2 separate regions of the Homo sapiens genome follow, and region 2 is linked to region 1. Evidence: chromatin loops called from intact Hi-C (ENCODE). Cell type or tissue: heart right ventricle. All regions are shown on one strand. Links, peaks and the distances in the headings refer to the core of each region. The heading gives the core; the rest is flanking DNA. Region 1 overlaps DNAAF5 (dynein axonemal assembly factor 5). Region 2 overlaps PRKAR1B (protein kinase cAMP-dependent type I regulatory subunit beta).

Region 1 (8,312 bases), core at 313-8,312:
TCTGGGTGAGGGTTCCCCACACCAAGTCTGAGGTGGGCGTGTGCAGTGACCCCTGAGCTTAACTGGCCTGGAAGCAGCTAGTCCATCCTCACTGGGTAAACACAAGCTCTCGGCAGGGAATGCACAGAGAAGCACTAAGTCAAAGTCATCTCCGTGTGGTCATTAAAATTCCAGTGAATGAAAAAGTTTTAGGGAACATTAACTGTTAATGGCTTATGTATTAGCTGTTCTCTGTTTTAAAAGCCTTTGGGCACTTTTCAAACCTAACAAACAACTGATTGAATTTCTATTGATGGTCAAAGTGGTAAAAATACCTCTTTGTTATCTAAGACAACTTTTAGGTGGCATTAAGACCCCGAGGGTCTAGGGCCTCCAGGTGTACGGCTTTGAAGTAAGGGCAAGAAGCATGGGTGCCCTCTAGGAGCACTGGGAGGGACAGTGGAGGAAGAGGCCCCGCCCGGGTGCCACTGCTGAGGCAGCTCTTAGGGCCCTGCCACTTACTTTGCTCAGAGCAAAAGGTGCCGTCAGCTGGGTCCTACCCCCGCCTGTGCGGCTGGATCTGGGCTGCGTCAGCACCGGGACCCGCCCCAGCAGCACATCTGTCAAAGCGGAAAGCAGTTCACACACCAGAGCCTCATGTGGAAAGAGTCCAGGCGCTCAGACTTTTCTCCTTCATGACCCTCATCTCTGCTCTCGGGCCTCAGCCCGCCTGTCGTACTGCAGGAAATTTTGTTTCCTGCTTGTCTTCAAAGACTTCAGGGCTTAGAACGGACCATAGAAAGATATGAACCGAGAGCCGTGGCAGCTGTCCAGCTTGCAGGCTGATATTTGTGTAGATGCCATGCAGATAACACAGCAGGGTCCAGGCCCTTCCCTCTGGAACTCACACTCGGCTGTATTTTGGGAGGAACCGCTGGGCAGGTTCTGCCCAGGAACAGTTAACTCTGCAGAGCACAGTTTCCACATCTGGGCTGAGTTCCCAAAGAAAGTGCGCCTAACAACGTCTTGTGGAAGGCGGTTGGCGTCAAGAGAAGTAAAGTGTTCAGATGGCAGTGATTTTAATGAACTTACTAGCTATTTTAATAGGAAAGATTTTTTTTTTTATCCGTTTGGTTTTTATTTTTAGAATCATGAAATAGCAAGTTGGCTCTGCTGAAGTAGAAATGGTGGGCGGGGAGTCGCCACTGACCATCGTCTGCGCAGAGCACCTTCCTGCTGACCGCAGCTGTGAGCGCCGGCTGTACGCAGGTCCCTGCTGTGCGGGTGCCCAAGAGGGCTGAGGGCTGCGTCTGCCATGGTGTCTCCACCTTGGACACCATGAATCATGAGAGGTTCTCAGGGCTGCCTCCCACAGGCTTTCTGTGTCTTACCTGGGACACTCGGGACTAGTTGTGTTTAGGTTTTCTTAAAATTCTGTAGTAATTGCATTGTAGAGCATCCCTAATCCGAACTTCAGAAATCCAAAATGCTCCAGTGAGTATTTCATTTGAGCATCATGTCAGTGCTCAGATATGGTCAGACCCTGGAGCACTTTGCATTCTGAAGTGAAGGATGCTCAGCCTGCGTCTGACAGAAGCTCCAGAGAAGTGGCTGCGAGTTCAGGGCAAGAGGCTCCTGGCTTTGAGGCTGCACCGTTTCTGGAAGTCAAGCCCCACAGTGGACCTCGAGTCCCTCTGTGAATAGGAATGTGCTCGGGCAGGGAACCCGGAGCACCAGCCGCTGGGCCCCTCGTTCCCCGGCTCTGCAGCGTCTTCGGGTCCTGTGGGTCTGGCTGTGCCCAGCCCTGCTGCCCGTGGACTATAGTGTCTTGGGGTCCTGCAGGCCTGGCTGTACCCGGCCCCAGTGCATGGTGGCAAGTGCCTGTGATCCCAGCTACTCAGGAGGCTGAGGCAGGAGAATCACTTGAACCTGGGAGGCAGAGGTTGCAGTGAGCGGAGATTGCGCCATTTCACTCCAGCCTGGGCAGCAAGAGCGAGACTTTGTCTCAAAAAAAAGGAACGTGCCTCATTCAGTGGTTCGATGGTGGTTCTGATCAATGCCCAGAAGTTCTGATGGAGCTTCTGTCAGACACAGGCTGAGTATCCTTCACCCCAAAATTAAAAAAAAAAAAAAAAAAATTTAAAAAAACCTAAGCACTCCTAGGTGGCGCCCGTGTGGCACGCCTGGCCCACACTTGGACCCCACACCCTGAAGGCCAGGACTTCCAGGCCATTTCATGTGGTGACCATGGAGCAGGCGCTGGGTTCGTTCATTCCAGAGAGCCCTCTTGCAAGTCACGGTGCCGAAAATGGCAGCTCTGCTTAAAAACGAACCCACGCCAGAAACCTCGCGGAATGCGTGTAAATCACACCACACCAACGTCACTTTCCACATCTGCTCATCTACCTGGCTGGTCCCAACATGGCCCCTGCCAGGAGCAAGCCGGTGGCGCCTCCAGAAGAGGAAGGGACGCTGTGCAGGCTTCACGGACGCTGGAGGGCTGCGGGCTGTGGAGCTGGTCTTGGAGACCAGAGCCACCTTTGAAACATACCGTGGTGTTGGGATGTCACTAATGAGTGTGTCATTTTGCTTTGAGTTTGTCTTGGTGGCACTTTGACCTGACTGGTCACCATCAGGACGAAGTCGCCGACAGGGTGGGAACTGCCCGTCTCTCTGAGCTGTGGCCCTTGGGTCCCCGGACCGCGCCTGTGGCCCTCCCATCCCGCCTCTGTGAAGCCGCAGCGACTGTCCTTGCTGGACAGAGGGTTCTGTGGCTGGAGAGACTTGGCCTTTTTCTGGGGGAGGGATGCAGATGGGAAAGGGGCTCACTGGGTGCTGCCGACACCACCGCACCTGCCCTAGCCCAGGCGTCACTCAGGCCTCCTTTTGAAGCTAGGAGCGGCGAGGGGCTGAAAGTGCACCCTCGGCCCAGGGCCTCTGGCTCGCCTCTGGAGAACAGGACCTACGCGGGCCGCAGGAGAGGCCAGGGGCACAGGCACCCCTGTCTCCCCGGTAGGGTTGGGCCTGGAGGAACCTCCCAATTCGCACTGAGAAGCAGCTCCTGAGAGGAGGAGGGGCCTCGTGTTTTGGGGTCGAGTTCGTTTTCCTGTTTGGCTCCCCCCTCAGCCCCATTCATCCCTAGTCTGAAACGTTTCTTCCGAGCACCTGTCCGGTCTCCTCATCCACCCTCTCCGTTCCGGTTCCAGGCAGTTTCCCAGCTACCTCGAGACGGTGACAAAGGACATCCTGGCCCCCAATCTGCAGTGGCATGCGGGGAGGACAGCCGCGGCCATCCGCACGGCTGCCGTGTCCTGCCTCTGGGCGCTCACCAGCAGCGAGGTCCTGTCGGCAGAGCAGGTACGGGGCTCCCTGCGTGCTCGGTGGACACCGGCCGGGGACTGCGCAGGCTTCCTGGCGCCCGGCAGAGCTCCCGCAGCAGGAACTTGGGCAGGCAGCAGCTGCACCTCCACCTGGGGCCCGTACCCCAAGAGGCTCTCCCCACACTGGCGGCGGAAGGGCAGGAGCCGGCGGCCGGGCTGCGGTTCAGACAGCAGGCGGGAGAGCGGGAGCCAGGCCGCGGGCCCAGCCAGCCCGGTCGTGCTGCGGGTTTTGCAGCCGCTCATGAGCGTGCGGTTTCTCGGTTTCCGGCCCAATGCTGGCTGCAAGACCAGGAGTCGAATCCCAGGATCCAGGCCAGAGGACGGGCCTGGGCTTTCCGCATCGTTTCTATGAACACCTCCGGCTGGTACCAGGTGTCAGAAAACAGACACTGATGCCCGCCCGCGTCCTGGTCGCCGCCCGGCGGGAAGGCGCTGCCCTGGGCGCCCGTGCAGCATCAGCGCCACCTCCTGGTGCACGCGGGGTGGTGCGGTCGGTGCTCCAGCCGAAAGCCCCACGTCCTTGGGGCCCAGGCGAGCCATTACCCTGGTTTAGGGTTAGTGCCTCACCTAGGAGTTGTGAACAGTGTGCGTATTTTCTAAAAATCAAGTAAGCAAGTTAAAAATTGCTCAAAATCTAAATTTTACAATGAAGATTCAAGCCTACTTTTTAGGTAAAGCTTTCAAGCCCCCTAAGTCCTTCCAGGCAGGAGTGCACGGATGGTGAGCACCCCCACCCCACCCCAGGACAGATGTGAGTCACGTCGTATGTGTTTGCTGATTGCAGATACGGGACGTGCAGGAAACACTGATGCCCCAGGTCCTGACCACCCTGGAGGAGGATTCGAAGATGACGCGACTGATCTCATGCCGTATTATCAACACGTTCTTAAAAACCTCGGGCGGCATGACGGATCCAGAGAAACTCATCAGGATTTATCCTGGTAGGACATTTCTGTTGTTCACAGCCTGTGTATATGCAGTCAGCCCTCCGTGTCCCTGGGTTCCGTTTGCATCCATGGAGTCACCCAAACTCAGATCAAAACTATCTCGGGCTGGGTGTGGTGGTTCACACCTTTAATTCCAGCACTTTAGGCAGGAGGGTTGCTTGAGCCCAGGAATTTGAGACCAGCCTGGGCAACATAGCCATACCCCGATCTCAACAAAAAATTTAAAAATTAGCCAGGGCTGGTGGCACACACCTGTAGTCCCAGCTACTCAGGAAGCTGAGGCAGGAGGATCGCTTGAGCCCAGCCTGGGCAACAGACCAAAACCTTGTCTTTAAAAGTAGGGGTGTGTGTGTGTGTGTGTGTGTGTGTGTATGGCTACATATATACATGTTTGTGCATTTATACATACAAATACAAATTTGTACTTACATTTGCATATATAAATATGTATGTATTGGGGGGCAGAATTCCACAGTTCCAAAAAGCAAAGCTTGAATTTGTTGGGCACCAAGTACAACGTTGAACCCGCATGAAGAAAGCATCATGTACACATTGCATTCGGCCTTAAAACAACATTGGACCCTCGTGAAGGAAGCGTCGTGTGGACGTTGCGTTCTGCCTTAAAACAACGTTGAACCCACGTGAAGGAAGCGTCGTGTGGATGTTACATTTAGCGTTAAACGTAATCTAGAGACAGTTTAAGGTGTGCCGGAAGATGTGTGTGGGTCATGTGCAAATACTATGCCTTTTTTTATCAGAGACTTGAGCATTTGAGGATTTTGGTATCCTAGAGGAGGAGGATTCCTGGAACCAAACCCCACAGATACCAAGGGACGACTGTATTTAAGTTTGATGGTGGCTTGTTTTATAGAAAAAAAGCAGAAAACGTGGCCGGGCACGGTGGCTCACGCCTGTAATCCCAGCACTTTGGGAGGCTGAGGCAGGTGGATCACAAAGTCAAGAGATAGAAACCATCCTGGCCAAAATGGTGACCCTGTCTCTACTAAAAATAAAAAAATTAGCTGGACATGGTGGTGCGCGCCTGTAGTTCCAGCTACTCAGGAGGCTGAGGCAAGAGAATCGCTTCAACTCAGGAGGTGGAGGTTGCAGTGAGCCAAGATCGCACCATTGCACTCCAGCCTGGGTGACAGAGCCAGACTCCATCTCAAAAAAAAAAGAAAATAGAAAATGCTCATCTTTGACTTCTGTTCAAGTTGGTACTATGAGAACAAACAGCAATGACAGATGAAATACCACAAATTAAACGGCACAGCAAGAAGCAAGGCAGAGGTCTCCAAACCAGCACTGGGTGGGGGTGACAAGGCTCAGCTTCCACGCGGCCGGGAAGGGGGACCTCAGGGTGGGGCGGCTGGAGCTGCCTGTGGGGAGACGGGGCCGGGCCACCCTGCAGCAGGACCAGGGGCACAGCCTCAGTGTCGCCGCCTCCTGGAGCCCAAACCCCAGACCAACCCCAGGTGAGAGCAAGCACTGGGGAGGGGAATGGGGTGGTTGGCTTGAAGCCCCCGAAAAGCAGCAGCACTGAACAGAGTCATGAATTCAGAGAGCCCCTCACTCAGGGCAGCCTGCACACAAACCCCTCAGGACAGGGCCCCCGCCACCCAGGCCATGGGCCAGTACCTGTCCGGGTCCTGTTAGGAACCAGACTGCACAGCAGGAGGTGAGAGGTGGGCAAGCGAAACTTCATCTGTGTTTACGGCTGCTCCCCATCTTTTGCATTACCACCTGAGCTCTGCCTCCTGTCAGATCGGCAACGGCATTAGATTCTCATAGGAGCACAAATCCTATTGTGAACTGTGCACGCGAGGGATCCAAGCTGACGCTCCTTATGAAACTAATGCCTGATGATCCGTCACTGTCTCCCATCGTCCCCACATGGGACCGTCTAGTTGCAGGAAAACAAGCTCAGGCCCCCACTGATTCTACAGGATGATGAGTTGTAGAATTATCTCATTATATGTTACAATGTAGTCATAGAAATAACGTGTACAATAAACGTAACGCACGTGACTCATCCTGAAACCATCTCACCCCCTGGTCCATGGAAAATTGTCTTCCATGAAACCAGCCCCTGGTGCCAAAAAGGTTGGGGACTGCTACCTCAGAACACCGAAGACCCGGCGCTAAGGGCAGCCTCGCACCCAGCCCGGGAAGGAAGTGCCGATAATAGAACCACCTCAAAGTTACCTTTATTGAGGCGTGTTTAAGATCCTCAAAAAGCTAAAAGAACAACATCCACTAAAAAACAAGTTGAGAAACAAGAAGACAAGCAGGAATAAAGAACAGATGGAAACGGAAGCGATCGCTGGGAAGTCCGGAGTGACACGGAATGGTGTGCTGGCACTACTTTGAGGAAAGGAGTTACCCAGCGAGGGAGAAAGGGGATGGGGTGGGCGGGAAGCGGCCACTCAGGCGTTCCTGATTAGCTCTACTTAATGTGATTATCTATATTTTGTGTATTTATGCCAGAAATGTTTAGCAGTTTTTAAAAGATGGTTCTTGCTAATTCCCGGAAATGAATGGAGTCATCGGAACTTCACACTCTGTGTACTGGGTCAACTCTAGACTGAATGTGGCTGAAAACAAAGTTAGTGACGTGAAAGCCAGGAATGTGGAATTCCTCAAGATCACGAGACAGAGAGGGGTGCAAGGCCTGGAGTGGGCGAAGGACACGGGACGGGGAGGGACGCGGGGCCTGGAGCGGGCAGAGGACACGGGATGGAGAGAGGTGCCGAGTGGGCCGAGAGGCTCCCGGGCTTTTCTGAATCCCAGGAGAAGAGAATGGAGGAGAGATGGTGCCTCAGAATCTTCCAGAACTGGAGACAGACATGAATTTTCAGATTCACAGTACACACGGCGCTGGGCAGAAAAACCGCCGCCTGCTGAACTCTGAGGTCCGGGGGCCTTTGTCACTCATTCTCTCACCTTTGCTTTTCTGTTTTTATTCTTTAGTAACAAACATCCTGTTCCCACTGACTCTGGAACAAGTTCAGTCCATGCGATTGTTGGGAATTCACTCACTTTTTAAAACAGGAGCTGGCGGAAAGGCTGCACGCGTTTGGGCATCTGAGCGCATTTGGGCATCTGGGCCACGGCCCCCTGTTTATTTTCACTACAAAAGGTTCCTTGAGAGGCCCCTTGCCTATTAGTGCCAGCTCTGGGCTTCCCAGGGTGAAGTGTTGGATGAATCATGGCCTCCTTGGTGGGGAAGGAAGGATGTCCTGAGTTGGGAGCACAGACATCCAGGCCTCCCAGGACAGACAGACACAAACATGAACAGCAGACAGGCCAGCGTGAGCCGATTCTGCCTGGCTTAGTCGTGCATGAAAGGAACCCTAAACTGGTACAAAAGTGGACCTGCAGGCCATCCAGGGAGTGACCATCGTAAAAACACAATAGCCAGTGCCACTCTGTGTACTTCCATAGTCGACCGCGCCAGCAGGAGGCCTCGGAGGATCCTGTCCGGGCCCATAGATGTTTGCTAGCGGGACAAGCTTGGGTGAGTTGAGCATCTGACTCCGTCCTTCCTCCTGAGACACGTGCAGCGAGGGCACCCACTGTGCAGCGAGGGCTCCCGCCGTGCAGTGAGCATACCCCCTGTGCAGTGAGGGCACCTGCCGTGCAGTGAGCATACCCCCCATGCAGCAAAAGCACCCCCCATGCAGCGAGGGCTCCCGCTGTGCAGTGAGCATACCCGCTGTGCAGTGAGGGCACCTGCCGTGCAGGGCTGCTTCAGGGTTTGGCACCATAATGCCTGGATGTGCTCCGTGGCTTCCTCCTTGGTGCCTGTGTTTGGTGGCTGGAAGGCCCAGCACCCTCAGGGCCCAGAACCCTCAGGGAAGTGCCTGGGCATCTGCCAGGAATTAACCCACTGGGTCCCACTTGTCTCAAAGCCTGGCTTGGTAGGATGGCCTGAACTTTGGATGTTTTTCATGCCTTTCGTTACATAGGATCCTCTTGCTGAGGGTGGATCATGCCCTCCACATTG
Region 2 (16,860 bases), core at 3,612-11,611, 120 kb before region 1:
AAAATTAGCTGGGCATGGTGGCGCAGGCCTGTAATCCCAGCTACTCGGGAGGCTGAGGCAGGAGAATCACTTGAACTGGGGAGGTGGAGGTTGCAGTGAGCCAAGATTGCGCCACTGCACTCCAGCCTGGGCGACAGAGCGAGACTCCATCTTGAAAAAAAAAAAAGTCGCAGCTTCCTGGAATACCAGCTATTAAAGCCCAGAGCTGCCAGGCAGGAGGTCTGTCAGCTGAGGCGGCCATGTTGTGAGGGAGCTCAAGCCCCCGTGAGGCCTTACACAGATGCACAGGGTTCAGGGTGCCCAGTGGCACCTCCATATTATCCAACCCCCAGCCACTCCCGTCGCCCCAAGTCACACCAGCCTTTCCAGCTGAGGTCCCAGACATCGCGGGGCAGGGACAAGCCATCCACACTGTGCCATTCGAATTCCCACCCACAAACCCGTGAGCATGATGAAATGCCGGCTGCCCAGTGCTACGAAGCTAGGGGCGGCTGCTACACGGCCCACTACACTAAGCCCTAAGTCTTCATCTTGCAGACAAACAGAGGTGCTAAGTCACGGGCCACATGCACCCCCTCCTGTGCCCTCACCTACACAGGCAGGCAGCACAGGGCACCGACAGGCGGGATGTTCAACCTGCGTCAGGATGAACCCTCATATTATAGAATGACTCCCCTGTTCAAGGCATCGTTGAAATGTCCGTGATGCTCTTAAAATCCTGCTGGAATCACTCACTCCCGGCTCCTGCTCCACCCCACACTGTGAGGAGCTGGAGGTACACAATGAGGTGGGGAAACTGAGGCGCGCACATTCGGAACGGGGTTTTGCTCCTCCTTGGGTGTGCAGAGGCTGAGGGGGGTCTCCACGGGAAGCCCTCTCTGCCTGCAGGCTCTTGCATCAGGAGGGAAGCCCCACTCGGACGCCATCCCGGGGTCCAGCATCCCTCCGAGGGCCCACCCTCCACTCCCCGCTGCCAGGGAGCCCTCCCAGCACTGAGGGGGCACCAGTCTGGCCATGCGAGTGCCCACAACTGGAAGGAAGCAATGCAGGGCCGTTCTCAGCCTCAGCAGCTGAGCGTCCACCCCCAGGCCTCCGGACAGGGAGACTTTCAACCCACCAGGGCCTGGGTGGCTGGACCACAGCCCAGCAAAGGGCAAACCCCAGCTCTCCCTCCCAGAGGGCAGGCACCAGGGCCAGACCCTTCCCCCAGACACCTCCCATAGCCTTCCAGGGAAGCGGGCCCCAAAGAGGCTGGACCGGGCAGTGCCGTCGGCCAAAGGGTCCCGTGTGCTGCAGAGCTGAGTCCTGGGCCTGCTCAGAGGCCGCCCAGGCCACCCCGTCTCACGATGGGGAGATGTGAGACCCTGAAAAGGTGACCCAAGACAAGCCTCTTCTCCGCAATGAGCCGTCTCTTCAGCCTCTATAAATAAGGCGCAGTGTGGACGAGTGAGGGCAAAGGGCCCCGTGATTCACTGCAGATCCCTGATTTAGAAATCCGGAAGAGAAATCTGGCAGGGATGCCTCCTCCACCACATCCTCCCCTCACACCCCTCGCGGAGGCCAGAGAGGGCAGCACCCACCCAAGGTCACTCGGCAGGCAGCAGGCACAGCATGAGAACCCGGCCTGCAGCACCCAAGTCCGGTCCTCTCCCTCCTACAGAAAGGAGCAGAGAGAGCCGAAGACGCGGCAGGAGGGATCCAGGTACAGGCGAGACCCAGGTGTTTCTGAGCCAGGCTGCAATGCTTCTAAGATCTCACCTATGCAGATTTCTTAGAAGAAAGATCAATCTCACTCAGTCTACTTGGGCGCAGTGGCTCAAGCCTGTAATCCCAGCACTTTGGGAGGCCGAGGCAGGAGGATTGCTTGAGCCCAGGGGTTCAAGACCAGCCCAAGCAACATAGCAAGACCCTGTCTCTACTAAAAATAAAAATAATTAGCCGGGTGTGATGGCGAGCCCCTGTGGTCCCAGCTACTCAGGAGGCTAAGATGGGAGGATCACTCAAGCCTGGGAGGTCAAGACTCAAAGCCAGTCCCACAGCCGTCACGGACAGGCTGTTTCTCTGAAGCTGTTCAGGGAATAAAGTCTGGGAGGGCCTGGGAGGCAGTGAGACGAGTTCCAAGCCCTCCAGCCTCCAGGCCTGTGTTCCAGTGCCCTGGGGAGAGGCCTGGGGCTCCCAGGGGACCCTGGGATCCCGGATGTGCGTCTACTGGGAGGGGACCGTGAGGTCAGCATGCGGGGGTGCTCCCTGAGCCCCAGGGAGTACAGGCAGGTTGCCGTCCACTCGCCAGTCAGACCCCTCTGGGGCTCTGTGGCCCAGCCCCGATCTGGTCCCTGTTTTCAGAGCAGTGATGCCAGGGTACCCGGAAAGGGCAGGAGCTGACAGCAAAGTCCAAGTGTGCACCTGACCCCACGAGGCCCACAGCTGAGATTCCGGCTCCTTCGTCACCAACATGTTGCTCAGTAACCCCAACTGCACGCTATTTTTTTTTTTAAGAGGCAGAGTCTTGCTCTGCCTCCCAGGTTGAAGTGCAGTGGTGCAATCATAGCTCACTGAAACCTCAACCTCCTGGGCTCAAGCAATCCTCCTACCTCGGCCTCCCAAGTAGCTGGGACCACAGGTGCACCACCATGCTCAGCTGATTTTTGAATCTACTGTAGAGACAGGGTCTTCCTATGTTCCCCAGGCTGGTCTCAAACTCCTGGATTCAAGCGATCCTCCCGCCTTGGTCTCCCAAAGTGCTGGGATTACAGGCGTGAGCCACCGCGCCTGGCCTGAGTGCTACGTTTTAAGAGAACAATTTCAGTGATTCTAGAAGGACGGTGCATAAATTCTAAACCTGGGGAAATCCAAATTCATGAACTTTTCTGCTTCTGCAATTCCAAGTGCCAAGCAGCTCGATGGTGGGGCAGGAAGACACAGAAAATGGTTCCTCCTTCTTCTTGGCCCCGAGCTAATGACAGCTCTGGAGTAACTGAAAGAAGAGCGGAGCTCGTTTCCTAATGGGGCTGCGTGCAGAATCATGGCTATTTCCACACAATTAAACCTTGTTTCCCATAAAAACATCACTTAGAAATGGCTTCACGCTTCTCCCTCTGAACCCCTGAACTCACAATGAGATGCATGAAATCACACGATGATGAAATGGCTCAGAGTGCTCAGCATCCTACGACGGGGCCGCTACTGCACAGGTAATTAAGACTAAGCCATGTTAACCAAACTAAATTAAAACCAAGATTTAAATGCTTAAATTGGCCATCCGCCCGATCATAACAGGAAGAGGGTCCAAATCCAAAAAGGCCATTAGCTGAGCTCACACCCGGCAGGATCACAGGCGAAGGGCCCTGGGCTGAGGGCGGCAGCGGTACACCTGGCAGGGAGCCGGGGGCCCTGGCAGGGGTGACACTGCCCCCCACTCCTGGCCCAGGCTGCTCAGCTTCCACAAAAGTGAAACACCAAAGGGGCCACCCAGAGGTGGGGAAGAAAGGGGCATGGGACGCAACATGGCCGGCCAGAGCCACACAGCCGACCACCTGTCCCCTCTCTCCCACGTCCTACAGGGCGCCCAAACTCTTGTGGCCAAAACCAGCCTGCCTGCCCACCTCCTCCGGGGTTGGGGGCACCAGCAACCCCCAACCTGCGGATCAGCCTTCCTCACTCCCGTTCTCACCCTCCCATGTCAGGTCCTCAGCAAAACCCGTTGGTCTAACCAAGGGCCATCACCCAGTCTGTCCACTGTCCCGTCTCCAGCCCACCCAAGCCAGCATCACCTGTGGCTGGGACAACTCTCCTGGCCTCTCCTGCTGCCCCGTAGCCTCCTCGTCCTCTCCCATCCATGCCCCCTCTATGATCCCAACACCCCCCAGCAGCTCCCACTCCGTCCGGTCTTTAATCCCATAACCATGAATAACCACCCATTTGCTATCCAAAGAGTTTTCTTAAAACACGTACCTCCAGGCCAGGCGCGGTGGCTCATGCCTGTAATCCCAGCACTTTGGGGGGCCGAGACAAGTGGATCACAAGGTCAGGAGATCGAGACCATCCTGGCTAACACAGTGAAACCCCGTCTCTACTAAAAATACAAAAAATTAGCCGGGCGAGGTGGCAGGCGCCTGTAGTCCCAGCTACTCAGGAGGCTGAGGCAGGAGAATGGCATGAACCTGGGGGGGCAGAGCCTGCAGTGAGCCGAGATCGCACCACTGCACTCCAGCCTGGGCAACAACGAGACTTCGTCTCCAAAAAAAAAAAAAAAAAAAAAAAAAACCTCCTCGCATGTTGTTTTTCAGTTAGCACCTAAAATGCTTCATTATGGCCGGGCATGGTGGCTCACACCTGTAATCCGGTGCTTTGAGACGCTGCTTGAGGCCAGAAGTTTGCGACCAGCTCGAGCAACACATCAAGACCCCAGCTCTACAAAAAATTTAAAAATTAGCCGGGTGTGGTGGTGCGCACCTGTGGTCCCAGGTACTTGGGAGGCTGAGGTGGGAGGATTGCTTGAGGCTGGGAGGTTGAGGCTGCAGTGAGCTATGATCACACCACTGAACTCCAGCCTGGGCCACATATCGAGACTCTACCTCCAAAATTAAAAAAAAAAAAATCTTAAACTACGTACCTCTTCACTTGTTTTTAAGTTAGCATCTATAATGTTTCATTACAAGTTTAGGTAGTTGCAAAAAGGAGTAATTTCTGGCCTATTGTGAAAGTTGGTATTTTAACTGCCCTTCTCTCTTTTAAACATAGCCAATGAAATATAAACCCATAGGCAGGGCATGGTGGCTCACGTCTGTCATCCCAGCACTGTGGGAGGCTGAGGCAGGCAGATCACCTGAGGTCAGGAGTTTGAGACCAGCCTGGCCAACATGGCAAAACTCCATCTCTACAAAAATACAAAAATTAGCTGGGCATGGTGGTGCGTGCCCGTAATCCCAGCTAGTCAGGAGGCTGAGGCGGGAGAATCACTTGAACCCAGGAGGCGGAGGTTGCAGTGAGCCGAGATCACGCCACCGCACTCCAGCCTGGACAACAGAGTGAGACTCCGTCTCAAAAAAACAAACAAACAAAAAAATTAGCCAGGCGTGGTGGCAGTGCCTGTAATCCCAGCTACTCAGGAAGCTGAGGCAGAAGAGTCACTTGAACCCAGAAGGCAGAGGTTGCAGTGAGCTAAGACTGCACCATTGCACTCCAGCCTGGGTGACAAGAGTAAGACTCCATCTGAAAAAATAAATAAATAAATAAATGAAATATAAACCCATAGGGATTGGACACTCACCAAAACAAGATATCACGGAGAAAATTTAAGAACTTTTAACATTTGGCCAGGCACGGTGGCTCACACCTGTAATCCCAGCACTTTGGGAGGCCGAGGCAGGTGGATCGCCTGAGGTCAGGGGTTCAAGGCCAGCCTAGCCAACCTGGTAAAACCTGGTCTCTGCTAAAAATACAAAAATTAGCCTGGCATGGTGGCGGGTACCTGTAATCTCAGCTACTCGGGAGGCTGAGGCAGGAGCATCATTTGAATCTGGGAGGTGGAGGTTGCAGTGAGCTGAGATCGTGCCACTGCACTCCAGCCTGGGTGACAGAGTGAGACTCCGTCTCAAAATAAATAAATAAATAAAAATTTAAAAGCTTTTAACATTTAGAATGTTTCCACTGCTCCTTTTCTCCTCGAATGAGTATTTCTAGCCCATTTCCCACAGAATTTATCCCAATGTAAAAATGTTTTAATTTAAAACGTATCTTAATATTTTTTGATCTCCCTATCATGCTTCCTTGTAAAAGACGCGTTGAATGTTTGGAATTATTTTCCCTGTGAACACAAGGTTATAAGCATCATATTTTTCTTCAGGATTTCTTTTTAGTGTTAGCAGACAGTTAACTAAACGTTTATACATTAACATTTTTGGTAAGTAATTATTCAATTGAAGAAGTAAAGCTATTTTCGAAATACATCATTTAGTGTGTTTTATATTTACACTGATTTATATGTAGCGCCTTATTTATTTATTTATTTATTTATTTTTATTTTTTGAGACAGGGTCTTGCTCTGTTGTCCAGGCTGGATTGCAGTGACGACCCTGGGTCACTGCAGCCTCCAACTCCCAGACCCAAGCGATCCTCCCATCTCAGCCTCCTGAATAGCTGCATGAGCCACCAGGCCTGGCTAATTTTTTGTTCTTTGCAGAGATTAGTGTCTTGCTATGTTGCCCAGGCTGCTCTCAAAGTCCTGGACTGAAGCGATCCCCCCATCTCAGCTTCCTGAGTAGCTGGGACCACAGGCAAGCACCACCACACCTGGCTAATTTTCTGTTTTTTTGTAGAGCTTGAGGTCTTGCTATGCTGCCCAGGCTATGTTCACGTGATCCTCCTGCCTCAGCCTCCTGAGTAGCTGCATGAGCCACCAGGCCCAGCTAATTTTTTTTTTTTTTTTTTGTAGAGATTAGGGTCTTGCTATGCGGCCCAGGCTGGTCTCAAACTCCTATGCTCAAGTGATCCTCCTGCCTCAGCCTCCTAGAGCTCTGGGATTACAGGCATCAGCCATCATGCCCAGCCTGTAGTGCCTTGTTTATAAGAAGCATCTGGCCATGCCGTTGTGAGGTGACTGCAATCTGTGCAGGCAGGACCCAGGTGTGTGAGTGAGTGTGCCTTCTCTGATGAAGAGGACAGGTGGCCTCAATGGCAGTTCTGAGAATGCAGACCTGGGACTGTGGACCCTGTCTGAGGGACCCTAGAGGGTCTGCATCCCAAGGGTCTGTGTGCCCTGCTGGAAAACCACAGCCCCCAGAGCCACTGCCACCCCAACTCAGCCCCTCCCTCCCTCCCTGCTCACTCCACCTGATCAGTTCCAACCACGAAAGGCTCTTTCCAGCCCTCCAGCCTTCACACCGGCTGCACCTCCGAACCTCCAGCTCTGGGCTGCAAACACCCCCTCCTCTGGGAGTCATTCCTGGCTCTGGTGCCCTCACCCACTGCCTGCCTGGTGCACTTCTGGCACAGCCTCCCGCCCCTGCACACGTCCCGCCATTGCCACCCGAACAGCGTGGGGCACCTGTGGAATGGAGGCGCAATGGCGGTGGGTGGGGGCTCTGCCTGGGGACAGCCCCTTTTCTGCCTTTGACTGCGCCAACTTCAAGGACAGAGGGAACAGGCCTGAAGCTCAGAGAGGTCATGTCATTTGCAAAGGTCACGTGGCCCACAGGCAGCTCAGAGACGTCACGTCATTTGCCAAGGTCACGTGGCCAGCAGGCAGCAGGCTGGGACCGAGCCCAGAGGCGTCTGAGGCAAAGCTGCTGCCTCCCTCCCTGCCCGTGCTGGCGGATGCCTGCGGGACTCATCCTGGAGCACCCCTGGCTCACCGGCCACCGAGAGCCCTGACTCAGCTTCTTCTGTGCAGCAAAACAGTCCTAAGCATCATCACCTCTCTGGACCAGGAAGCTCAGAGGCACAGAGGCTAGTCCAAGCCATTCAAGCCCTGCTGCCTTCTGGAAGCTTCCCCGGGTTCCTGCTTTGGTGCTGAAACTCCTTCAGGTCTGGAATTTGGGGGCTGCTCAAGAGCAGGTGCCAAATCTACTCTGCCCTGTCTCTGCCTCCTACAGGCACCCAGACAGGACCCAGCATACAGCCAGGCTCCTAGGGGCCTCTGGCCCTCAAGTCCGCAGGGACCTGCCATGAGGGGTGATTGCAAGGGGCAAACCAGGCTGTGCATGTAGCATGCCTATAGGGACGTGTGCCATGGAGGAAGCATGATCCATGTTGACTGACAAAGCCAGCCTGAAAATTCATACGAGTTCCATGTTCCTCGGAAAGGACCCCGAAACACATGATGCCTTACAGAGCTCTTCCACGAGGCTTTAGCAATCTCTGACTCCCAGGGCCCTGTGTTATTTATCACACAGACTTCACGTGTCAACAAAACACTCCCACTAGGAACCTGGGAAACCCCCTGTCAGAAGACAGTTCACACCCGTGCAGCGCTAGGAACCTGGGAAACCCCCTGTCAGAAGACAGTTCACACCCACACAGTGCTAGGAACCTGGGAAACCCCCTGTCAGAAGACAGTTCACACCCACACAGCGCTAGGAACCTGGGGAAACCCCTCTCGGAACACAGTTCACACCCACACAGCGCTAGGAACCTGGGGAAACCCCTCTCGGAAGACAGTTCACACCCACACGGAGCTAGGAACCTGGGGAAACCCCTCTCGGAACACAGTTCACACCCACACAGCGCTAGGAACCTGGGGAAACCCCTCTCGGAAGACAGTTCACACCCACACGGAGCTAGGAACCTGGGGAAACCCCTCTCGGAAGACAGTTCACACCCACACAACGCTAGGAACCTGGGGAAACCCCTCTCGGAACACAGTTCACACCCACACAGCGCTAGGAACCTGGGGAAACCCCTCTCGGAAGACAGTTCACACCCACACGGAGCTAGGAACCTGGGGAAACCCCTCTCGGAACACAGTTCACACCCACACAACGCTAGGAACCTGGGGAAACCCCTCTCGGAACACAGTTCACACCCACACAGCGCTAGGAACCTGGGGAAACCCCTCTCGGAAGACAGTTCACACCCACACAGTGCTAGGAACCTGGGAAAACCCCTCTCGGAACACAGTTCACACCCGCACAGCGCTAGGAACCTGGGGAAACCCCTCTCGGAACACAGTTCACACCCACACAGCGCTAGGAACCTGGGAAAACCCCTCTCGGAAGACAGTTCACACCCACGCAGCGCTAGGAACCTGGGGAAACCCCTCTCGGAACACAGTTCACACCCACACAGAGCTAGGAACCTGGGGAAACCCCTCTCGGAAGACAGTTCACACCCGTGCAGCACTAGGAACCTGGGGAAACCCCTCTCGGAAGACAGTTCACACCCACGCAGCGCTAGGAACCTGGGGAAACCCCTCTCGGAAGACAGTTCACACCCACACAGTGCTAGGAACCTGGGGAAACCCCTCTCGGAAGAAAGTTCATACCCACGCAGTGCTAGGAACCTGGGGAAACCCCTCTTGGAAGACAGTTCACGCTCACACAGGAGACTATTTTGTAAATCTGGAGGTTCTGCCCTAGGGACTGGCAGTCCAGGCTCACCATTTGTGATGTGGGAGTGTCTCGTTTTCCCAGCTTGCTGTCCAGGGTCGCTGGAAGGGATAGAGATTTGGAGCCAGAGACAATTCCCAACCCATTCAATAAGGATTTCTTGGCTCCAATAACTGGTACTCGGGTATTTTGGTTATTTATTGTTACATAACAAACCACCTCAAACAGAGTGCCTTGACAAAAAAATTCACTCTTCCTCATGGTTCTGTGGGTTGATGGGGCAGGCCTCCTCCCTCCCATGGTGTTGGCTGGGATGGCTGATTTCCACACAGGGTGGTTGGTGGTGGCCACCGGCCTGGCACTCAGGGATGCCACTGGCCAGGAGTCCCAGCTCCACCCCCAGGAGTCCCTCCACATGACTGCTTGGGCTTCCCCACTGCATGGTGGCTGGGCGCCAAGAAGGACCCGCTCCCAGTGGACAAGTGCTTCTCCAGCCTCTCCTGGCATCACACTTGCTAATGTACCATTGGCCAAACCCAGCCACACAGCCAGGCCCAGAGCCAACGCAGAAGGAACTACACAAGTGGGGAGCCAGGCCAGTGTCTGAGGCTCTTTGGGGGCCACCAATGTCAAGTACACCATAGGGAACCTTGGGGTGGGTTGAATTCAGGAATTCAACGAGGCCTTCAAAGACCCAGGTTCTGTCCATTTCTGTACTTTGCAGCAGCAGCCTCTTCCCAACACTGCCTCCCAAGCTTCCCATTCACCCACCTCATCGTTCAGAAGGAAAGTGAGGGCTGGCTTCCAGAAGTGTAGTTATCCCCAGGGAGCAAGGTCCCTTTCCCAGAAGCCTTTAGTAAACTCTCTTTGCTTCTCATGGGACCACTGCTAAGCAAGGCCACCTGGCCACTGGACAGGGGCCTCAGGAACTGTCCTGAGCTGGTTGGCTTAGTCTTGGGTTACCTGATCCAGTCACAGTCGTTGATGGATGGACTCATCCAGAATGGGCTAAAATAAGGGCTACTCCAAAAGCTCATGGTAGATTCAATCCCCTCCCAAACCACATGGTGCTACATAGCTGGGGAGGGGTGGGAATAATGGAGAATCAACTCCAACATCCATTGCAGATGATTTCTAGGAAAGCACAACAAGAGGCCAAATGGGTTATATACACTTAATGTGGTGTTATAACTAGTGCTCATCACCCTTATTACCATGATAATTATCATCATCACTATCACCATCATCACCAACATCACCATCATCACCTTCATCACCATCACTACCATCATCACCATCACCTTCACCATCACCACCACTATCTTCATCTCCATCACCATCATCACCATCATCATCCCTTCATGATCATCATCATTGCCGTCTTCATCACCATCTCTATCTTCACCACCGTCACCATCATCATCACCATCCTTATCACTTCACAATCACCATCTTCATCACCATCACCATCTTCATCACGATCCTCACCATCCTCCTCACCATCTTCATCACCATCACCATCATCACCATCATTTCTTCACAATCACTATCATTGCCATCTTCATCACCATCACCATCTTCACCACTATCACCATCATTATCACCATCTTCATCACCATCATCACCATCCTCATCACCATCATCACCATCCTCATCACCATCTTCACCACCATCACCATCATCACCATCTTTATCACCATCATCACCATCCTCATCACTATCCTCATCACCATCTTCATCTCCATCACTGTCATTACCATCATCATTTCTTCACAATAACTATCATTGCCATCTTCATCACCATCACCATCTTCACTACTATCACCATCATCATCACCATCTTCATCACTACCATCACCAAATCACCATCTTCATCCCCTCACTATCACCATCACTGCTATCTTCATCACCATCATCACCATCCTTATCACCTTCACCATCACCATCATCACCATTTACATCACCATCACCATCTTCACCACCTTCACCATCACCATCATCACCATCCTCATCACCTTCATCATCACCATCATTGCCATTTTCATCACCATCAATATCTTCACCATCACCATCCTCATCACCTTCACCATCACCATCATCACCATCTACATCATCACCATCCTCATCACCGTCACCACCATTCTTATCACCTTCACCATCACCATCTTCATCACCATCACTATCACCATTTTTATCACCATTACCATCAACTTTAACATCACCACCATCATCACCACCAACACTCATTATCACCATCACCACCATCAACATCATTGTTATCATTGCCGTTGCCTCCAAGGAATCTCATAACCAAGAGAGGAGCCCAGCACTGGAAACAAACCTCATAGCTGAACCATCTCAGGCTAGACAGGGCCCCTTTCTTTAGAATCAACTAACCACTTACCACTGCCAGTGGTACTGCCCTGATCCCAGAAATCAGCATCTCCTGCCTGGAATTAGCAAAACAACCTCTTAACTGGGTTTTCCACTTCTGCCCTTGTCCCCCTACCTTCTATTCTTAGTGGAGAGCCAGACAGACCCTGCTAAATAAAACATGTAAGAGCCGACATGCTATGCCTTCTAGGGCCTCCCATCTCAGAATAAAAGCCAAAGTCCTTGCAGTGACCCAGAATGCCCTACAAGATCTGGCGCCTCTTCCTCTGTGTTTTCATCACCTGTCAATGGCCTCTTCCCAGGCTCTGCTCTGGCTTCACTGGCCTCCTTGTTAATTCTTGGACAACCAGGCATGCCCCTGACCACAGGGCCTTTGCACCTGCCCTCCTGCTGCCGGCAATGCTCTTTCCCCAGATAAATTCCTGGTTCACTTCCTCTTTCCCCCAGGTATTTCCTCAATCTTCCCTTCTCAGCATGGCTTTTCCAGGCCCCCCTCCAAAACTGCATCCCCATCCCCTGCATCATCTTGTGTTTCTTTTTGGCACTTCTTACTGCCTCATCCTATATTCTAACAATTTATTTCATTTACTCATTGTCTCTTCCATTAGAAAAGAGTTGAGTAAAGCCAGGTATGGTAGGGGTGGTCTGTGTTGCGCATCTTGTATCTGCAGCCCCTCGGGCAGGGCCTGGCCTGAAGGAGATCCTCACTAAACATTTGTTGAATGAATGAGTGAGTGTAGCTTCCATCCTAGTGGAGCACCTCCAACTGCCACATATGATTCAGAGTTGGTTCCCTGATTGATGAGAGCATGCCCCAAGTGAGTCTCTCCAACCTCAGTTACCCTCTGGGTGAAACAGAGCAAATGACGCCCCTACTTCCTGGGTCCATTGGGGAGTTACATGAGACAGCATGTGAGGCTGCTCTCTGGGATACAAGGTCTGCCCCCGCGTAAGTGGTTGGGTTTCTCACTGAGTCAGAAAAATCCATTTATGAGCCTTTGAAAGACAAAGATCCACCTCCACCTCCCCAGAAAGTCATTTTCTCCTTGGGCTCTCCTCCCACTTGTGTCTACATCTGTGAGCACGATTTCCAGCACTGGGCACAGAGGAGATCCAACCAGGATTTACTGGATGGGTGAATGAATGGATGGGTGCCTGAGTGAATGTGTGGAGGGGTGAATGAATGAATGGAAAAATGAATGAATGGATAAATGAGTGACTGAATGGATGGATAAATAGGTGAATTAGTGGATGGGTGGGTGAATGCATGGATGGATGAATGAGTGGATACATGAGCTAATGAATGAATGAATGGGTGAATGAATGGATGATGCATGGGTGAATGTATGGATGCATGAATGAATGGATGACTGACTAGATGAATAGATGAAGAAATGAATGTATGAATGGATAGATAAATGAATGGATAAGTGGGTGAATGAATGAGTGGATAAATGAGTGAATGGATGACTGGATGGATGTATGAGTGAATGTGTGGATGGATGACTAAATGTATGGATAAGGGGGGAATTAATGGATGAGTGAGGGAATGGATGGATGGATGGATGGATGAATGAATGGATAAATGGAACAAAGGAATGGATGCATAAGTGAATGCGTAGATGAATGAATGAATGAGTGAATGGATGAATAAGTGGGTGAATGAATTAATGGATTCATGAGTGAATGGATGGATAAATGGGTGAACAAATGAGTGGATGGATGTGTAAATGCATGGATGGATGAATGAATGAATGGATAAATGTCTGAACAAAGGAATGGATGCATGAGTGAATGTGTGGATAGATGAATGAATGAGTGGATGCATGAGTCAATGTGTGGATGGGTGAATGAATGAATGGGTGAACAGATGAATGGATGCATGAGTGAATGCATGGATGGACGGACGGATGGATGAATGAATGAATGAGTGAACGAATGAATGGATGCATGAGTGAATGCATGGATGGACGGACGGATGGATGAATGGATGGATGGATGGACGGATGGATGGATGAATGAATGAATGAGTGAATAAATGAATGGATGCATGAGTGAATGCATGGATGGGTGAATGAATGAAAGGATGCATGAGTGAATGCATGGATGGATGGATGGATAGATGGATGAATGAATGAATGAATGAGTGAACAAATGAATGGATGCATGAGTGAATGTGTGGATGGGTGAATGAAGGAATTGATGCATGAGTGAATGTGTGCATGGATGGATAAATGAATGGATGGATGAATGGACGGACGGATGGATGGATGGATGGATGGATGGATGGATGGATGAATGAATGAGTGAACAAATGAATGGATGCATGAGTGAATGTGTGGATGGGTGAATGAAGGAATTGATGCATGAATGAATGTGTGCATGGATGGATGGATGGATGGATGGATGGATGAATGAATGAATGGGTGAATGATTCATGCTGACCTCTTCTCCCTCAATACCCCATATTTAGACTCAATTAACTCAGAGGACTTCGTGTCTCTGGTCAAGAAGTAAGAAGGCATTTTTTCACCGTTAGAAAATACAAAGCTATGGGGGTGGTGGACAGGAATGAGGGGCAGTACCCAGCGGCGCCAGGGGCTGAGGCGCCGTTTTGGGCAGTCTGAATATTTGGACATAGCAGCCGACAGGACACCCTGTCCTTCCACAGCTGTTCCTGGGAGTCAAAGCACATCTTTGTTTGTGGGACTCTTAGCAACTGTTGCTTTTTTTGAAGGACAAGCATGAACCAGCTGTCACCACACAAGACGTAAAGCAGAAAATGTCGAGTCTTCAGCAACAGGCTTGTAAAACAAGAAGAAAATAATTGTCTGGGCTCAGGGGCGCTTTCATTTCTTCTCACAGCCTCCACCTCCTCATGAACCAGCGAGGCTTGCGTAATTCCCACTGAGCCCAGCTTTGCAGCAGCAGAAAGAAGCTCAGAAGCAGACCCACCTTCTAAAGAGGCTCCCAATTAAATGCAGAGAGAAATGCAAACCCGACAAGCAAGGCCCACGTCAGAAACACAGGCCGAGACAGCAGCTCCGTGAGCCAGCATATGGACGGCGAATGTGCTACCCCAACCTCACCTATCCACAGTGATGTGATTATGAAGACAAGAAACTAGATCAAAAATTAGCAACTTGGCGGGGTCCGGTGGCTCACACCTGTAATCCCAGCACTTTGAGATGCCAAGGAGGGAGCACTGCTTGAGGACAGGAGTTCAAGACCAGCCTGGGCAACACAGCGAGACCCCCATCTCTACAAAAAAAATTAAAAATTAGCCAGGCATGGTGGTGCACACCTGTAGTTCCAGCTACTAGGAGGCTGAGGCAGGAGGATCACTGGAGCCCATGAGGTGGGGGCTGCTGTGATTTATGACTGCACCACTGTGCTCCAGCCTGGGCAATAGAGTGAGACCTTGTCTCAGAAAAAAACAAAGTTAGCATCTTACACTGAAATATTCACAGACAAAATGATCTGATGGCTGAGGTTTGCTTCAAAATAGATCAGGGTCGGGAGAAAGTGGGAGGGAAGAGAGATGAGAGCAGCCTGAACATGACCTTGTGCTATGGAAGCCGGCGGCTCACGAAAGCCACTCTTCTTTCATATACTTTTGAAGTTTTCCACGATAAAATGTTTTTTGTTTTTTGGGTTTTTTTGAGATAGAGTCTTACTCTGTTGCCCAGGCTGGAGTGCAGTGGTGCATTCTCAGCTCACTGCAACCTCCACCTCCCTGGTTCAAGTGATTCTCCTGCCTCAGCCTCCTGAGTAGCTGGGACTACAGGCACCCACCATCATGCCAGGCTAATTTTTGTATTTTTAGTAGAGACAGGGTTTTGTCATGTTGGACAGGCTGGTCTCAAACTCCTGGCCTCAAGTGATCCACCCACCTCAGCCTCCCAAAATGCTGGGGTTATAGACATGAGCCACCGTGCCTGGCCTAATGTTTTTAAAAAAATATTATCTCGCAGTCATTTGTAAGCTAAGAAAGAGTCACCAACATGGGTCTCATGACACCAGGCAAATAAAAACCTCACACACACAGCACAGACACTCTGCGGAGATGTGCAGGACGGCTCACAAACCATGAGGATGACACAATCCTAAGACGCTGGTCTCTACCAAAACTGCATCCCCACCCCCTGCACCACCTTGTGTTTCTTTTCAGCACGTCTCACTGCCTCATCCTATATTCTAACAATTTATTTCATTTACTTATAGTCTCTTCCATTAGAAAAAAGCTCAGTAAAGCCAGGTACGGTAGGGGGTGGTCTGTGTTGCGCATGCAGTATCTTCAACCCCTCGGGCGGGGTCTGGCCTGAAGGAGATGCTCACTAAACACCTGTTGAATGAATGAGTGAGTATAGCTTCCATCCTAGTGGAGCACTTCCAACTGCCACATATGATTCAGCCCACAGGCACCGAAGTGACCACGAAAGGGGGAGAGGAGGGCACCCACATGGTGGCCGCACACGCCGTCCCGAGCCGGAATATTCTGCGCATGCAGGCAGCTGTGAGGAAGGGAGCTGGGAGCCAATGGGGAGAGGAGAAACAACAACACTGGTGAGGCAAGAAGACGACGGCTGCAAAAACCAGCCCAGGGAGGAAACCCCAGGCCGCGACCATGGACACCGGCAGGACAGCAAGAGGCTGCTTCCTCCACAGCTCTGCACGTCCAGACGCATGGGCCTTGTGAGGGCTTTTGTTTTTGTTTTTGTTTTTGAGACGGAGTCTCGCTCTGTCGCCCAGTGCAGTGGCGCGATCTCGGCTCACTGCAGTCTCCACCTCCCGGGCTTAAGCGACCTGCCACCTCAGCCTCTGGAGTAGCTGGGACCACAGGTTTGTGCTACTGTGCCTGGCCCAGATTCCCAGATTTTTATTACAATAAAAAAATGTAATGTTAAGGAAGAGAAGGGGGAGGAGGAGCTGCCCCCAGTCCTGTAGATCTCCCCAGTGAGCAGAAAATGTTTGAGCCCTTGAGGCACGAGGAGCCAGTGGCCTCTCTCCCTTTAGTGACAAAGGCTCTAGGCTCTCCCAGCAGGAGAGAGGTGCCGCCGCCTTGGGCTCTCCATCCCCTACTCGGAGTCAGTGGGGAAGCGACTCCCCTCCCCAGGACAGTTCCCTCCTGCAGAGAGGGGAGGAGCCCATGAGCCCATCCCAGCCTTCTCCCGGCTCCATGTTCCGGGTTCTGGTTCCACCCAGGCCTGGCATCACCTCCCTGCTCAGTCTCCCCGGGGACATGGGCCCACCGAGTTCCCGTCTACCATAGCTCAATGGGGCCCAAGTCTGTGAGCCTGCTGCCTCTCGACACCTCCCCGGGTGCCACAGGCCCCGCTCCAACGGGTCCAAATACCTACAATCCCTCCCATGGCACAGGTCCCCACCCCAACAGATCCAAATACCTACTCTCCCCCCAGTG

What was found. Hi-C counts contacts between places; a loop is a spot of excess contacts. Peaks named below come from ENCODE experiments on the same cell type or tissue, not always from the same donor. Only the 100,000 strongest peaks of a DNase experiment are listed, where the experiment ranks them.
Region 2: it touches region 1 in a loop (2.2-fold over the local background); 3 of 110 quality-filtered maps call a loop at or near these places.

What each region holds. Positions count from the first base shown.
Region 1 is chr7:770,863-779,174 of GRCh38, forward strand. It overlaps DNAAF5 (dynein axonemal assembly factor 5), which reads left to right. Exons shown (of 13, transcript NM_017802.4): 10 at 3,186-3,336; 11 at 4,144-4,300. Among named protein-coding and RNA genes, the nearest start is that of PRKAR1B, 48 kb to the left of the region's middle. In heart right ventricle, for the core only: a CTCF peak has its summit at 3,836 (motif pointing left); DNase peaks (open chromatin) are centred at 609 and 3,796; H3K27ac peaks cover 1,152 bases.
Region 2 is chr7:643,569-660,428 of GRCh38, forward strand. All of the region lies in intron 4 of PRKAR1B (protein kinase cAMP-dependent type I regulatory subunit beta), which reads right to left. Among named protein-coding and RNA genes, the nearest start is that of PRKAR1B-AS1, 49 kb to the left of the region's middle. RefSeq lists an enhancer at 7,771-8,970. In heart right ventricle, for the core only: no CTCF peak of the experiment used is centred there; a DNase peak (open chromatin) is centred at 7,243; H3K27ac peaks cover 1,842 bases.